Regions from separate parts of the Homo sapiens genome. Here regions 2 and 3 are each linked to region 1. Evidence: chromatin loops called from intact Hi-C (ENCODE). Cell type or tissue: A673. All regions are shown on one strand. Region 1 overlaps LRRIQ1 (leucine rich repeats and IQ motif containing 1). Region 2 overlaps LINC02820 (long intergenic non-protein coding RNA 2820). Region 3 has its middle 43 kb from the start of NTS.

Evidence for each region. Hi-C counts contacts between places; a loop is a spot of excess contacts. Peaks named below come from ENCODE experiments on the same cell type or tissue, not always from the same donor. Only the 100,000 strongest peaks of a DNase experiment are listed, where the experiment ranks them.
Region 2: it touches region 1 in a loop (8-fold over the local background); 15 of 110 quality-filtered maps call a loop at or near these places.
Region 3: it touches region 1 in a loop (9-fold over the local background); 9 of 110 quality-filtered maps call a loop at or near these places.

The regions. Positions count from the first base shown.
Region 1 is chr12:85,154,591-85,157,090 of GRCh38, reverse strand. The region is part of intron 23 of LRRIQ1 (leucine rich repeats and IQ motif containing 1); the gene reads right to left. Among named protein-coding and RNA genes, the nearest start is that of LRRIQ1, 120 kb to the right of the region's middle. In A673, CTCF peaks have their summits at 344 and 1,102 (motif pointing left); DNase peaks (open chromatin) are centred at 310 and 1,100; H3K27ac peaks cover 376 bases.
Region 2 is chr12:85,447,277-85,449,776 of GRCh38, reverse strand. All of the region lies in intron 4 of LINC02820 (long intergenic non-protein coding RNA 2820), which reads right to left. Among named protein-coding and RNA genes, the nearest start is that of LINC02820, 130 kb to the right of the region's middle. In A673, a CTCF peak has its summit at 1,016 (motif pointing right); a DNase peak (open chromatin) is centred at 1,046.
Region 3 is chr12:85,915,746-85,918,245 of GRCh38, reverse strand. No RefSeq gene overlaps it. Among named protein-coding and RNA genes, the nearest start is that of NTS, 43 kb to the right of the region's middle. In A673, no CTCF peak of the experiment used is centred here; no DNase peak of the experiment used is centred here.

The DNA.
Region 1 (2,500 bases):
TGCTGTATTTTCATTTTCATCTTAAATAAATAAAATATTATTGACTCATATCCCTTGACTGATAAAAACATGTACAAAATACAAACAGAAAATATGAAGTGCTTGCTACTGAGCGCTCTAAGGTTTTCTGTGGCAGAAATTTGAATTAAAGCTACCATACTTCTTGCAATTGTGCTCCATTTCCTTGAGGATTACTACTTTGTTAGATTGTAGGCCATAATTTATTACATTAATTAATTGTTTGTATTCTCTGACACCCCTCCTGCCATGCTCCCCACTCCCGTAGATCTAGTTAGTCTCGCAGCAGTTTTATAGACGATGTTGCTCTCTAGTGGCTTAAAAATTTCAAGTTGGCAAGTTGTCTATGTAAGATATGTATCTCCAAGTATATTTAAAAACTGCTAGTAAATCTTTCAGTGTTTAACCAAATTTAGATATTTAAAACATTGTTTTAACTCATTAGTGAGTAAAAATTTAAATTATGGTCATTATTTGAGACAGATGCAAGTAAGTTAATGGTATATCACAGATCGATTGAATTATAAAACTGGAAAAAGTACTGAACATTTTTTATTCTATAAGAAGAAAACCTGAGGCACAGAATCTTAAATAATTTGCTCACAGATACAAAATGAAATAAGTTCTACATCATCAACTGAACAGAAGATAGACAAAATGTGATGATTAGAAAATATCTCTCAGATTTTCTTTTTCATGCTTTTCACCATTAATCCTCTCTTTAATGTTTCTAATCTGTATATCTGTTGTGAATGAAAAATAGAATGAAAAAAGTGAGAAGAGTATAAAACTTATCACTAAATTTTACATTTCAGCGTTCATGTTTTAAACATAAAATGTTTTGTTTCATTATTCTAATATATTGATAAAAAAAGCAAAACAAAAGTGATACATAGAGATACAAAACCTTACACGGTAATAAGAATGCAATTTGGATTATAATCATGTTATTGGAGTAACAGTCCCCATAAATATTATACAATTGCCATTTAGGATTTTAACCTAACCCAAAATGTTAAGTTAAAGATGTGGTCATTAAGCTGGATGTCTGGTTACTTTCTTTCATTTGTTACCCTGTCATGCCCCCTTGTGACTGATAAAAGAGGTTTAATTTTTGCCTGATAATTATCTCTAGTCGTGGCCATTAAAGCAATGATTTTTATGTACTAGCATATATTCCTTACTGAATCCTCTGCTAAAACACTTGCTATGCTGCTTTATAAAAAATGTTCTCACCCCCAACAAAACCCTCAATTACAAGAGTTGGCAAGAAAGACCTATATATTTCCCAGAGACGGAATCATATGGGAAGTCTGACAAGCTAAGCTTTTCCTCTGCTTTCACTACTGGAGGCTATTTATTGCAAACATTACAAATACTTTTAAAAGTGGGCCTAGCAAAATTCCTTGAATACAACTATGTCATAATTATTTGTTGAATATTGGCTGAATCAGTTCTTAAACCACCTCTGATATTTGAACTTGCCCCAGGAGTTTCAGAAATTGTTATTATTCTCAAAACAGTTGTTTAAAGAATGTTTTTGATACTGCTGAAGATGGGTAGAAATAGACATCAAAGCAATAATAGAGTTTATTACACTACCAGATTTACACTACTAGATTCTATATCTAGAGAACTGAAAGAGAATCTCACTATCGTTAAGAGTCTGGAGTTACTATTTCACTGGGTAACCACCACATAGCATTCAGTTCAGAGAAGCCTGATGAACTTAATAGGAGCTTACAAAATGAGAGTGCAGGAGGTACAAACAAATTAAAAAGCAAGGTGTTTATATTTTCTTTAAAAATGCTTGAAATGTTAATGTTTTAAACCTGAAAAAATTTACTACTCAATAAAAATGTTATCACAAAAAAGTAAAAAAATTAAGATATCACTAACATAACAATAAGGTATGCAAGTTGAACACTTCAGAATATAAAAATGAATCACCAGTAACTTATCAATGGCTAGTCAGTGATGTGCCAATAAATATCAGTTATTCCTTGAAAATCAAAAGCACTTTTGCAACATTTACTTGTTTTAAAATGTTATATTTATATCTGGTTCTTAGAATTTACTGAATTATAATTAAAATATAATTAATAGAAAAAGATAAAAATAGTTTTATGAAATATTTTTTCATATGATTACATAAGCTAGATCTATAGGAAAAGTATACATTTATTGCACTGCTCATGAGTAACTGGTCTTTTTTGGAAACTTTTTACTAACAGTAAGAACTTTAGAAAACAAAACTGATGTACAAAAGAAATACATGTTCTTATATTTATATGAGTAAATATTTACAGTTATATATAAAGTTACATGCAATTATTTTAAATAGTTTTAATTAAAGATATCATAATATCCTGATATTTCTTCTCTGACTCCATATATTAAGTAATTACACTAAAATGATTAGAGGTATCCAAAGAAAAACAAATGATTTAAAGAGTAGCCTTGTAAGTGGGATAGAATAAAA
Region 2 (2,500 bases), 290 kb before region 1:
GAAAATACTCAACATCACTAATCATCAGAGAAATGCAAAGGAAAACCGCAGTGAGATATCATCTCACCTCAGTCAAAATGGCTTTCATCAAAAAGACACACACACAAAAAAAAAAAAAAAAAAAATGTTAATGAGGATGCAGAGAAAGGTAAATGCTAATACACTATTGGTGGAAATGTAAATTAGTACTGCCACTATGGGAAACAGTATGCAGGTTACGTTGAAAGCTAAAACTAGAGCTACCATAAGATCCAGAAATCTCATGTCCAAGCAAATGTCCTAAAGAAAGGAAATTGGTATTTTGAAGAGGTGTTTGCACTCCCACGTTTATCACAGCACTATTCACAATAGACAAGATACATAGAGAAAATGTAGTACGTATATACTATGGGATATTCAGTCATTTAAAAAAAGAATGAAATCTTCTTATTTCCAGCATGGATAGAACTGTAGGACGTTATGTTAAGCGAAATAAGCCAGGCACAAAGAGACATGTATTTCATGTGCTCATTCATATGTGGTAGCTAAAAAACATTGATCTCATGGAGGTAGAGAGTGAATGATGGTTACCAGAGACTGGGAAGGAGAGTGGGGAGGAGTGGGGAATTTGGGAATAGTTAATGGTTAGAAAAATACAATTAGATAGAAAGAATAAGATGTAGTGTTCAGTAGCACAATAGGGCAACTATAGTTAACAAGAATTTATTGTATATTTCAAAATAACTAAAGAAGCGGATGTAGTTGTCTTCAATACAAAGAAATGACAAATGCTAAGATGATGGATATCCCAATTGCTGACCTGATCATTACAGTGTGTGCTTACATCAATATATCACATGTGCTTCATGCCTATGTACAAATATTATGTATTCAGAAATATTAAAACAAAAAATGTAAAAGTAAATAAATATATTTATTTTTTAAAAAAGAATTAAATTTCTTTAGGATACAGGGAAATGTACTATACTACCATTTTTTACAATTTTTAAAAATATACCTGTATATTATTACCCACAAGATGGTGCTATTTTCCCAGCAGCGAGACCAAAAATAGTCGTGTGGTTTATATGTACAGCTATAAAATTCAGTACATATGACTGAGGGAAAATATTTTCCTATTTGAACTGGAAACACAATTTTTTTCTATTACTGTTCTAAATGTCTGTCTTCCTCCGTAAACTTTTTTTAGAATGTAAATCTATTTCCTAATACTTCAGTTTCACAACCAACTAAGGGCTCAATGTCTCCACATAAATGCCTAACAGTTTTCTCAGATTCAACACATCCAAGATTAAGCTTCTGATCTTCTTCATCACTCTCACCCAAATCTATTTCATCAACAGTTTTCATGTCTCATTGGATAAAAACTGCATCTTTCCCACTACTTGGGCCCAAAAGTGCTGGAGTCATCATTCACTTCTCTGTTTTATCAATTTGTTCTTTTTTTGTTGTTGTTCTCACATTTCTCTTGCTATCTCTGTCTGCCTCTCTCTCCATATCCAATATGTCGGAAAGTCATGTTGACTCTATCTTCAAAGTATTCCCAGAATCTAACCACTTCTTCTCACCCCTACTGCTGTTATCTTCTTTTTAGCCACCATTACCTCCCTACTGACCTCTTCATTTCAGCCCCTGTTTTCCTGCAGTGTATTCTTAACCTAGTAAGTAGTGGGTCTTTTTAAATCACCACTCAGATCATGTCCCTGACCTGCTCAAAACATGAAAATGTTCCTGTTTCACTCAGAGTGAATGTCTAAGTTCTGGTTCCCTACTACCCTTCTGGCCTCAACTCCTACCATTCCCCACTTCTCTTATTCACCCCAAACCACACCCCAAGTCTTTTCTGCAGACAAAGCAGATACACAACTCTGCTCTAGTTCTTTACTTTGTTTTACTTGGAATGCTGTTCCCCAGAGTACTACTTGGCTGCTGCCACACCATCTTCAAGTCTTTCCTCAAATGGTGCCTTCTCAATGAGTCCTACCTAGCCTGCCCCACCTACATCTTCATCATCTCCATGCTACCTCTTTCCTAGCACCCTGTACAGATTACTTACTTATAATTGTTAATGCCTGCCTTCCTCACTCCATGAGAGAAGAGGTTCTGTTTGTTTATTTGATTTCAACCAAAGTTCTGAAATAATAAACTAGTAGATGCTCAATAAATACTTATTGAATGAATAAGTTATACTCTAAGCATTAATAGTGTTCAGTCAAAAGAGATGAGAAGTTTTTCCTTATAGAAATATGAAAAAGAAAACTAAAGAAGATATCAATTATATTACATACATGGTATCAATTTTAATTCAAAAGATATTTATTTACAACCCATAATATAAAACATATTTTCAATAAATGGCTACCAATAAGCAAAATAAATATCTCTAAAGTTTGCCAAAGCTCACTTGGCATTACATGCTATAAGTTGATATAACCCCTCCTTCTGGAAAAGATAATAGGAGCTAAATTAGGACGATGCAGTGAGCCAGACTGGGTTTCCT
Region 3 (2,500 bases), 760 kb before region 1:
TGAAGAAGAAAAAAAGGTAGGAGGGTTTGTTTAATGAACAATCAAGATTACTACTAAGTTGAAGTGATTATGAGTGTGATATTACTTCAAGGATAGAAAATTGCTAAATGCAACTGAGTAGAGTATTACACACTATAAACTAAGTAAGTGAACACTTAATTCATGATAAATTCGGCACTGTAGAATAGTGGGGAAGTAAAAGCCTTTCAATAAATAATTCTGGGAAAAATGAATACTCATCTGGAAAAAAAAGAAAATTCATCCTTTCTCTACATTGATACACAAGTAATTTCAAGGTCAATTTGGGATATAAATAGGAAAGGCAAAACACTAAAGCTCTTAGGAGATAACAAAATAAAAATTCACAAGATGATGGATGTTGTCTTAAAAACAAGGATTGGCTGCGTGCGGTGGCTCACGCCTATAATCCCAGCACTTTGTGAGGCTGAGGTGGGTGGATGATTTGAAGTCAGGAGTTCAAGACCAGCTTGGCCAACGTGGTGAAACCTCATCTCTACTACGAATACAAAAAGTAGCCAGGCATGGTGACACATGCCCGTAATCCCAACTACTCGGGAGGCTGAGGCAAGAGAAGCACTTGAACCTGGGAAGTAGAGGTTGCAGTGAGCCAAGATCACGACACTGTACTCCAGCCTGGGCAACAGAGCAATACTCCATGAAAAAAAAAGAAGAAGAAGAAGTATAGAAGTATTAAGCATTAAAAATATTTACAAATATTTTACAAATACATGACTACATTAAAATTAAAATAATTATTTCTTTTGAGCCACCATTTTAAGAATGAAAGATGCCACAAATTAGATTAAGAATATGTTTATAGTGCATATCATCAATAGAGCATGTATAGTTTTTTCTTATTGATTTCTAGGTAATTTTGTCACCTAGGAATCAAATAGATAAAAAAGATTTCACTACAGAACAACAGGCAAGAGACTTGAACAGGCACTTCAAAATAAGGATATTAAATGGACAGTAAAGATATGAAAAGGTGTTCAACCTTATTAGTTATCAAGGAAATGCAAATTAAAACCAATATTCAATACCATTGTGTACACCTGAGAATGGCAAAAATTAAAAAGACTGACAGGTCTTTAATAAGACCATAGGTGAAGATACAAAAGAATTCTTATACACAGCCAGTGAAATTATAAATTGTCATAACATCTTTACAAAGTAGTTCAGCTTTCTAGTAAAAAAAATAAAAATGAAAATAATTAGTAACAACAACAACAACAAAACCCTAACGTCCATCAAGGGAAGAATGAATAACATATATTATGAATTTCATTTAGAGATAAAAATAAATGAATTACAGTTACATATAAAAATATGGATGGGCTGGGTGTGCTGGCTCAGGCCTGTATTCCTTTTAAACTTTGCTTATCAGATAATTTTCCAAACTTTGTGTGAAATATTTCCTCAGAGCAGTGGGCCCAGAGGCTTGCCAAAAATAAGCAGTCTGACAAATAAATCCTAGAGAAGTTAGGGCAGACTCAGCAAAGCATGAAGAAGTGTCAGACTGTGGGACTGATTGGTGAAATTGGTTTCCGAAGTTCCCAATTTCTCACAGAAGGCACAATGGGGTAGGTGGACATCATACTTCACTTGCTTTATAAGAGTTTCATTGGGTCATTGGAAACTCCGAGGAAGGAGGGGATAGTAGGGGGCACTCGAACTTCTTGCATTACTAACGATGTCACCATGAAACATCAGCCTAATAACCTTGTAGGGCTGCTAAAACTACCTTTTGAAAGCTGTATCTTCTGCATTTTACATCTCAATTTGAGGTACAATGGCCATAGGAAATGACTTATATTAATGACCAGGCATCAAAAATTGTGGAGTTATGTTGAACCTACAATGTAATGAGCAGTTCCAGGACATGACATTGTTTATGAGCAGTATCTTGAAGAAGTGGTCACAATAGGCCTTGTGGAGCCTACTTCATCAAAGAACCCAATAAAAAAAGAAATTAATATTTCAGTAAACTATCGTTTCATGTAAATACACTGGACTAGGCAATACAATAAGTGTGTATACATTAACAATATTTTCTACTGAATTATTCTATTTAAATAGCCTTGAGTGAAAATCTACTGAAAATATTTCATTTTTCACATATGTATTTTGCTATCTTATAAATATAGTCAATGACAGCTGACTTGATCTATTTCAGGCCACCCCATCCTAGAGGTAAAAATTGGATCACTATTATTATTTAGAAAAAAATCTTCAAAATATACCAAACTTCATATTTGATTCGATTTTCCATTTGATATTAAAAAATTGAAGTCTTTCTTCACTTTCTATCACTGAGCTATGGAAAGGAGAAAAGCCTTTTTTTCCCACTCCCAAGTTTGCATAAATTTTCCTGCTGTCTTATCAAATCACAGATATTTCTTTCCTTTACATATTTATGGCAACTTTTCTGACCCATGGGCCAGAGTATCAAGCTGTGTGATTCTACCTCTTTCTCGTT